Linked DNA regions of Homo sapiens: all the other regions are linked to region 1. The links are chromatin contacts, found by Hi-C or POLR2A ChIA-PET in ENCODE. All regions are on one chromosome and are shown on one strand. The core of a region is the stretch at or near the end of the contact, and the rest is flanking DNA. Distances in the headings are between cores, read along the strand shown. Region 1 holds the start of KERA (keratocan). Region 2 has its middle 12 kb from the start of LUM. Region 3 holds the start of EPYC (epiphycan).

Region 1 (3,385 bases), core at 556-3,055:
AGCACAAAGCAGAGGACAGAATCTCAAAGGGTTCCAAATGCTAGAAATGCTCTTAAATAATGTTATAAAGAGGAAATAGAGCTTTGGGATATAGACAGAGAGAAGTCACCAGAAAATGGGAGGAAAAACTAGGAAAGAGTAATGTCAGAACAACTAAGACGAACATTTAATAAAAGGGGGTGGGTCAGTATTGTCAAAGGCCAAGTATGCTTAACACTAAAAGACTTCAACAGATTAGTAAATGTGAGGATCATTGCTGATTTTCTGTCAGAACCATTTTAGGGAAGCAGAATTAGAAGTCATATTTTGGTTGGCAGATCATGAGTGGAATGGTGAAGAGGAAATAGATTGGAGGCAGCCAGTATACTACTCTAATTTTCCTACAATGAACATGTAGCAACATTTGTATAAGAAAATTATAAAAAGACTAAAATCAGTTTGGCTAAAAAAATCAACAGTAAGACAATAGCTGGAAGAGGGCCATGCAGATTTGAAGATCATCTGTTGTTTAAATCCTGAGGGTTTAGGAAAAGGAGAGGGAGAAATGCAACAGAGAGAGGAGACAATTGTTGTGAGAAAGCAAGTAACACTTGGTTGTCTTCTTAAAATGTGATGTGAGTACACCTACATACCTATAGGACTAGTAAAAAATCATGTCAAAATAGGATCTCAATCTATAAAAACCCTTTAATATAAATGCATTTTCCAGTTGAGAGTGTAGGGCTAATTCCAAATAAGGCTATTATTTCTGTAATTGTTTATAACAAACTAGACCTAACTCTGTGAAGCAATCCATTACTATTTTGTAGATGACAAAACTGAACTTTAATTTACCCTCCTATGGTTAGGAGAGAGGAAAGAGGTGGTTCACAAAAGGTCCTCTGAATCCAATGCTTAATCCTCTTCACGGTGCTCTTTGACAATACTCATGTGAGCTGTTAAATGAGTCATATAACATTCACTGAAGCTAGAATAAGAGAGATTTTGAAAAACAAAACAACAATCAATCCACATAATAACACCTAAATGAAATATTTTTTGTTTGCATCTTTTCTCAAGAAGCATAATTTTTTTTCATCAAGTATCAGAAGTGGAGGACACACTACTTTAGATATGTGTTAAAGAAAAAAGTAGCAGTGTAACAGAATGTCTCATAAGGGACTATATGCAAAACATGTGTTATATTATAATGAATAAAAAATTATCCCACCTTAGCAGGTACTTGGAATAAATTGTTAAAAGAAATATAATAGGAAATAGGGATACAAAAATTATTTCTCTGAAAAAAAGCATAATACCAAGATTAGCACCAAAATCAGGTAGTGCTTTCCAGATATCACATTTACATTTTTTCAAATACATATATTTATTTATTTTTCCCTTAGTCAAACACATTACAGCATCTATTTTATATCAGGAACAGATAAAATATGTCCATATAAACAGAAGACATTGGCTTTTAATTATTTGTATTCAATTTTTAAGAAATGATCATCTAGGGAAAATGTTTTAAAATCTTTTAAAATATCTTTTTGTTATACTTTAAAACTGCCTTCAGCTGCCTATTGGTAAATAAGGTCTGGATATCAGTACATGACAACATATACTAATGAATTGAACTGTGAATTAGGAATGAAAATTGCCTAGAAATTTTTTTATGAGTTATTAGGATTAAAGTAAGAATTTCCTTTGCTGGGCTGTGTAGGCACTAAGATTCCGTGGTTGTTGGAGGGGTTAAATTTGGATCTACTAGTGCATATATTTTACCGAGGATTCATAAAAACACGACAGTGGAGCCTGGGTCAATCCATTACCATGTACAAGCAGTGACCAATAGAAAAGGAAGAAGAAGATCCAAGAAGGCTGAGGTAAGCAGTCTTCTGAAGCCCTGTCAAAGTGGAAACAATAGATCAAAGGTGTTCATGGTGACTGGGACGAGTAGGTTTCACTGTTTCTCATAGACGACTTGACAGCTTAAAGTAAAAACAAATTATTTTCGTCAAAGTTTTTTTTTTTCTCTTAACTGATTTTTAGCAAACCTCAGACTGAGACACAGGACTCAACGGTGTATTCCTGGAAGGCAAGGTAAACTATTTTGCACTTTTAAAAACTCTTAAAGTTAAGCATGCAAAGTACTTATTCAACAGACGCAGGGTTACAACTTCAATAACTAAACCAAAACCCTATTCTGAAAAAGAAAAAAAAAAATGATGTTTCTTTGTTGGAACATGGCCAGAGCAGCGTTCTGCAATCCTAGAAAATTTGACAGCTTGCAGAAGCAGTTCTGCACTTGTTTTCTGCAATTTAATGGCAAAATTGAATGATCAGCATTTCATAAATGAAGTTGACTTTATCTTTTCCTAAGGAATCAGTAAAATTTATTTCATCCTATTATCAATCAGTTCAATAAATGTACATTGGTCAGAATGTTACTGATATATATATATATATATAAATATATATGTAACATATGTATGCTATAAATTATTAAAATATATATGTATATTTCCTGTTAAAATAATTATTTGTACCAATAATCTTTGATGATCAGTGGGGAGGGTTTATGTGTTTTAAATGTATCAAATATTAGTAAACGCTAACCTACTTTCCATTATCCACACTGATAATATGAATATAAAGAAATTCTCCACCCGTATCCTAAATATGTTTTTGGTTGTTTTTGTTTCTTATCAACCATAATAATGGCATAGTTGAATACAATACTCATGTACTTGTGCTATACATCACAATGTATTCAACTCTATATAATAAACTCTATCTCTATATATACATATATATACATATATAGAGACAGAATATACATATTCTCTGAGAGAGAGAGAGAGAGAGAAAGGGAGAGAGAGAGAGAATTGATAATTCAATAGCTTGGCTGAACAACTTAATTGTGTGCTTAAAATTATAGACATCTTCCCCCACCCTCAAAAAACTTACTTGAGAGGTTGAGCTAGAGAATAACAGATTAATTACATTTTTATTCAGATCCTAGAACCTTCCTTCACCATAAAGTGCTAAAATGTTCTTTGATCCCTTCATTCCTTTGGTTCAAGGGCCAAAAGGCCTAGGAAATCTCATCCAGATGTTCTGCTCATTTAAGAGTAAAAGTAAAAGCATATGCTTTCCTCTCAGGAACAACACAGATTCCCAGTTTGAGTTTTTAAAAGATCACTTTTTTGTACTCTCATATTCAACTACTGGTTTCAGTTCAGTTCTTTAAATTAAATAGCTTGAAATGGAAAAACACTTAGAGCTGCTAAAATTTTCTTTCCATTTCTCGGCTTTTATTGTGTTTGGGTTACAACCAGAAAGCTACAAGTCGGTGAATTATTCTCAATGTTTGCAAAATGCTTTGCATATGGTGCCTACT
Region 2 (3,032 bases), core at 507-3,006, 42 kb before region 1:
TCCCAAGACTGATGCATTAGAACCTTAACTGTAATCCCTTACTGTGGGGAGAAAATGGAAAAATAAGGAAAGTTCCTTTTTGTTCTCAAGACAAAAATTAGGGTTAACTGGTGCCTTTATGGTGAAGGAGAGCTATAATGTACTCAGGCTTTGAGGTTTGTGAGGAATTATCATGCCCTAATAAGTACAAAAAATACAGATGAATAATAGACCACTAAATGAGCAAGAGGAATGTTGATTTCTCAGTTAAAAGTTCTCCAACCGGTAATAGCTATGTTTTTAGAAATCCTGAAGAGTTTAAAAGGTTGGTTTTCAAAAAGACTAAGAGTTTTTTTTTTCCTTGTGATCTTTTAAGTTTGGGTTCCGGTTTTTCTATAGTTGTAATTTTATCATAATGATAGCCTTAGACTTTTCTTTGGTTGGATTTTAAAACCATCATAAATACTTAACATTCACTCACAAGTAAAAGGAAGTTCTCATTTTATTTAAAGGGAACTGCAAAGTAATTTTACTACCAGAAGTAAAAATATATATAAAAATGGCAATGTTATAAAAAAAAGTCTTGTTTTTTTGAAATATATGAAATGAATCAAAATGCATTAAAAATGTCTAGCAAATTATATTGTTTTTACACACATATTCAATAGATTTTGTTTCCAGATAAGATATAACAAATTGCAATACAACACATGAAAAAAAAAATAGAAATGTCAGCAACATAAATAAGTGAGGTCTCACGCATTCATCCTAATCTCACTTTGATAGCCCTAAAATGTCACTTCTTCTAGTAGCTTTAAAATTTGGATTGGCCCAAAGAGTACCATCTATATTTGTGTCTTGTCCCCTTACAATGCACCTGATGTTCTATTTTTTAAAATGTATGTTCTAAAAATATTCAAGAGCCTTAGTAGTAACTTTACCCTATGGATTGTATTTCAAATAAGCCCCTCTCTAGCCTCACTGCCAAGTCTTTATTTCAAGACTTCCTGAATTTTCACTTAGATTTCTGAAAATCCTCATGTTTTGCCTAACTTAATCATCAAGTGCGTTATTAGAGCAAGTTTTCTGACATATAAACCTGGTCCCATATTATTTATCTGTTTAAAACTGTTCAGTGATGTACCATTGCTTTCAGGATGTGATCCAGGCTCCTCAGAGCAGCACAAAAGGCATTCCAGGACACCAAAGGTCCTTTGCAGTTTTCAAAGGTCCTTTGCAATTTAGTCCTTAGTTACTTCTCTAGACTTATCTCTTACCAGGTTTTGTCAGACTTCATCATGCACTACATTAAGTTGCTTGAACTGTTTCAACCATACTTACTAATTTGCAGCTGCATTTGCTCTGGTGTCTATGAAAACGCCTTTCTTCCTGGAATCCCCTCATGCCCCTTTCACTTGGAAACACATAAACATCTTTTAAGACTCGTCTTAAGCTACTCTAACCCTTCAGCAGAATACCTCCTCTGAACTTTCTCAAGTAGAATTAATATCCTTTATTATAAAACAAACATCTGTTAAAAAATAAAAATCATTTATCAAAGTTTTTTTAACAACTCCCTTCATTCATTGTTCATCCATCTGTACCTTTTCCATTAATTCATTTAACTTTTTAAAAAATAAAGCTTCTACTATACTCCAGAAATGGCTTAGGTGCTGGAGACACTGTAGTGAACAAGACCGGCAAATCTTTATCCTAACAAAGTTGACATTTATAGGGGATTCAATCAGCAGATAAACACACAGTCTATGACATGATGACAGTAGTGATAAGCGCTATGAAGAAATAAATGACCTGAAGGACTATGAAGAAATGGAGGGAGTGGTGATTTTTTTGGGTGATAAGGAAAGACTTGTGGGGAGCAGACCTAACTGTCATTATAACATATATTTGGACATTAATTTAAATGTTACAATACATTAGATAATTCAAGGAATGTTCTTTAAGGATTATTTTAGCTCAAATAATAGTTATAAGGTACATTTCTACTTAGGCATGGAAAAAAACCTGGGTGTAGGATCAGACATGATTTGAAGTGTTGTAACTCTCATTTGAGACCAGATCTCTGTTCTCAGAGTGTATATTATAACTTAGTAACCCCCCGTGGCATTAAGGGGGGCTTAGATGTGTTTACATGTGTGTTTGTAAATTTCCTCATCTTAGCCCTGACAAAACACAGGGCCTGGAAGTAAGTTTTCCAGACGTGGTTGCTGAGTAGCATTAATGGAATGAAGCTGTGGTTGGAAGGAACAAGTTACAAAGGTCAGTCATGAGGCGGGCCTCTCCTGGTGAGCTCCAGCACAATTGCTTCTGCTTTACTCCCTTTAACATTACACAAAACATTGCAATTTACTTTAATCCATGGAATTATCTACAAACATCTATCTATTAAATATATTTTTTCATTAAAGTGTACTTGACAAATAAAAATTGTATATCTTTACAGTGGACAACATGATGCTTTGATATGTGTATCCACTGTGAAATGGTTAAAGCTAATTAACAAGCACATTACCTCACATTCCTATAATTTTCTATTGTGAGAACATTTAAGATCTGCTTTTATTAGCAACTTTCAAATGTACAATACACTATTATTAACTGCAGTTACCATACACCATAAATCTCCCATGCTTATTTATCCTGTCTAATTGAAACTTTGTACCCTTTAACCAACATTTTCCCATCTACCCAGCCCTCACCCTCAGCTCCTGGTAGCCACCATTCTACTCTTTCTGCTTCTATGAGTTTGACTTGTTTTAGATTCCACATATAAGTGACATCATGCAGTACATTTCTTTTTGTGCTTGGTTTATTTCACTTAGCAGAATGTTCTCCACTTTTGTCTGTTATTCCAAAAATAGGACTTCCTTTTTTTATGGTTAAATGGTAATCTACTGTATATGCAGATGTTCCTTGACTTATGATGGTGTTATGTCCCAGTTAACCTGTCATGAGTTGAAAATATATGTCAAAAACACATTGAATACACCTAACCTATGGAACATCATATCTAGCACAACTTATCTTAAATA
Region 3 (3,143 bases), core at 87-2,586, 53 kb after region 1:
AACTTGGATTCAGGCATCTTTCCAGCACTGCTTCTAAAAGTGGCCTTTATATGGTGGGGTGAGACTTCACAGATGCCAGAAATAAGTTCCTGTCTCCAAGATGGCCTCTCTATTTTTTGAGAGGTCTTGGTAGACTTCATACATTACCCATTATCACTGTTTCTGCTCCAAATAAAATTGTTTTTGAGAAAAACAATGCATACTAAGAACAAATCATTTGGAAACAGGGTTGGATGATGGGGATGACAAATAAGAATGCCCTGAATAGATGGGCAAAGACATTTTGAGGGCAGGGAAGATGGGAGCAGAGGCAGGAAGGGGAGTGAGAGAACCTTAAAGACAAACCTTCTTCTCTCCCATCACTTGGCCCAGGAGTAATACCGCTTTCAAAATTCAATACATCTATTCACTTGCAGACATGAAGGAAAAGATTCCTGAAGCATAAGTGAGAACCAAATTCCTAGATTTATCTAAAGCATACCAGAATACAAGATGCAACTTTCACCTTTCTCTAGGACTTATACAATGTAAAATTGAGGTATGGAAATTTAAAGCATATTTTTTCTCTTCATATTTGTATTAAAGTTCAATTTTACAAACCATGGAAGTTAACAAGAGCTTAAAATAAAGCTCCTATTCTAAGGAAAAAATGTGTAATTTGATTTATTTGTCTATGATAGATACAATAACTTTTTTTAAAAAAAGCCCCTTTTCTCCCCAAAACACGCAGATCATATTTATGCATCACTTCTGGATGTAATTTTTTTAAAGTTATGCAAAAGGTTCATTTTTCCCTGTTTTGCTATCAAAGCATTCCATGCAATCAAAATAATTGGGATATCTTTTTTTACTTACCCAATATTAAACAGGTAAGGTTTCTGCAACATTTACCAAATTTCACTTAACATTAATGAAAAGTGAAGAAAGCAATTCAAGACTTCAAGTTTTGGGAAAATTATTTCTTATTAGAACTAAAATATCCATCTATAGTATCACTGTATACATGAACTTCATTTCTTAATTGGTGAGTTTGTTACAGATGAGGTATGTTAAATCCAACTTTTTCCATTTAAAAATTTTAAGGTGATACTTTGGCAATTATAACTCCATTAACATAATTTCAAGAACTTTGTATACTATGTGATTTGGATCCTACTGCTTAGTTTGGGTGACTATAAAATAATTTGAGGTTTTTTAAAGACTGAGAAGTATTTCTCAATATTAGGTTTTGCAAACAGAAAGTTGAGTGTTATAAATTCCACCTCCCACAGACCAGAATTCACAGCCATTGGTCAGGGGCAAATACCACTAGCTCTGCATCCTCAGTCACTTTGTGCCATTTCATCAGGTCAGAGCCAAAGGTAAGTTTTTATACTTGCTTTCTTCTTGGGTCAGAGTTCTTTCCCTACTATAACAACCTTTAAAAAATAATTTAACTTGCCTTAATGTCATCTGGTGAATTTTGATTCAATGGATTTGGTTTATTTTTGTTATTGACTTTGTATTTATATTATTCTTGGAAAATCCAAAATTTTGAATTAGCTTAGGAATTAATAACATACAGCAAATAGTTAATCTCAGTAGTCATGACAGATGCCAATAAAATTAGAGTAGTTTCCAATATATGCCTTAAGTAAAGTTTCCTGACACAGACCACATTCTTTGCCAGTATAGACAGGCACTATTGATTGATATTAATTGAAATTTTGTGAAAAGGGAGGAAATAGTGAAATTTCCTGAGATTAAAAGTATTGTAATGATTACATGACATTATGCATTTAAAATTTTTTTGAGCTATATATTGAAAGTTTTAAATACACAAATTTTAAAATATTAATAAATGGTATAAAGTGAACACAAAATTAAAGTGTTAATTAAGAAACTACATTAAATGCTAATACAATTACTTGAAGAAAGGAATATAAATTTTTTAACTAAACATAGATAGATGCTGTATATATTTTTAAGATTCACACAGCCTGCCTTATAGTTGATAGCTCTAGGAGTGATGCAAAATGCAAGCAAATTCTGAGATGTAGCTATATGTAATCAAATATAGTATGATGTGAGAAAAAAGGCCAGCAAGTGTATAATTTCTTTGAATAATGGAAGTTGCCAGAAACATATAAGGAAAAATTTTTTTTAAGTTGGTAGTGGCTTCTGTTAATGTTTCCAACTTGATTATGGGAGAATGGTTCCTGGAAGATTTGCAAACCCACTGTTTTATTAAGTAGGACTTTGTTGGTAATTGCCTAGAACAGTTCCAAATCTGCAATCCTGCAAAGACTTCTGCAAAGGCAACTGAAATAGAGGCTTAGTTTATCCTGTGTGAATAAGAAATTTATTTGAAGAAAGCATAGGAGAGCTAAGAAGGAGCTCCTTGTACTGCTTCTTATTCTCAGAGGAATTTCATATCCTTCTGCCTAAACCTGCTTCATAAAGGCTTTCTTTCAAGTAACTGAAGGTCATTTTGTCTGCCAGTGCATTCAAGTTTAAAAGTAATATTTATCATGAATTCCCTTTTATATGTATGCATAGGTAGTAACACCACAGGTACTGTTCTTAAAGTAAACCCAAGAAGTGTGTCCAAATGTAAAAGCCTCTAAAATTAGACATGCTTGATACAGAATTTTACAATACTTTGCCTGCTCAATAAGGGATCACTAGGTAACATTTTGGTAAGACTAACTTAAATGTTTCAAATTAAATGTGAAGATTTTTTTTCTAAACCAAAATGTATTCAAATGAGTACATACAGAACTAAAAAAATAATTAAATTATAGGATCTTGATTGAATCCTCAAAAAGCATAATGTTATAATGGAAAATAAGAATTGTGCTTATTAAGGAATTAAAAAACAAAGATGGCTATAATCCCACAGGCATACAAGGGAATCTTACCAAATAGTGCCTTTTAAACATGTATTCCTGTTGGTTCTGAGTTCAAATCTTAGATAGCTATTAAGAATTAAATAAAATACTGAGGACTAAAGGAAATTTTTTTTCTATTCTATTTCATTAGGAGCATTTTGAACAATATTGCATGAAATACTAACGTACATATTAAACAATGTATGTATTTATATGTCCAGAGGCTACAAAGAAGTAACAGAAAAAACAAACAAAACTTTGTTACTTTGTTCT

The links. Hi-C counts contacts between places; a loop is a spot of excess contacts on that map. ChIA-PET counts read pairs that join two places held with the same protein, here RNA polymerase II (POLR2A).
Region 2: a loop to region 1 is called in a map of mammary epithelial cell, with 2.9 times the contacts of the local background. The contact joins the enhancer-like site here to the promoter of KERA in region 1. A Hi-C loop is called at or near these places in 3 of 168 maps with a recorded cell type or tissue (IMR-90, breast epithelium and mammary epithelial cell) and 1 of 37 single-sample maps with no recorded cell type. POLR2A ChIA-PET finds 5 or more read pairs at or near these places in 1 of 52 experiments (BJ).
Region 3: a loop to region 1 is called in a map of IMR-90, with 2.1 times the contacts of the local background. The contact joins the promoter of EPYC here to the promoter of KERA in region 1. A Hi-C loop is called at or near these places in 1 of 168 maps with a recorded cell type or tissue (IMR-90).

What each region holds. Positions count from the first base shown.
Region 1 is chr12:91,056,444-91,059,828 of GRCh38, reverse strand. KERA (keratocan) reads left to right here and starts at 1,805. Exons shown (of 3, transcript NM_007035.4): 1 at 1,805-2,085.
Region 2 is chr12:91,098,300-91,101,331 of GRCh38, reverse strand. No RefSeq gene overlaps it. Among named protein-coding and RNA genes, the nearest start is that of LUM, 12 kb to the left of the region's middle. Within about 2 kb of position 1,756, at least 3 of the 41 ENCODE cell types and tissues checked have a DNase peak (open chromatin) inside an H3K27ac peak, as active enhancers do.
Region 3 is chr12:91,003,165-91,006,307 of GRCh38, reverse strand. It overlaps EPYC (epiphycan), which reads left to right and starts at 1,336. Exons shown (of 7, transcript NM_004950.5): 1 at 1,336-1,361.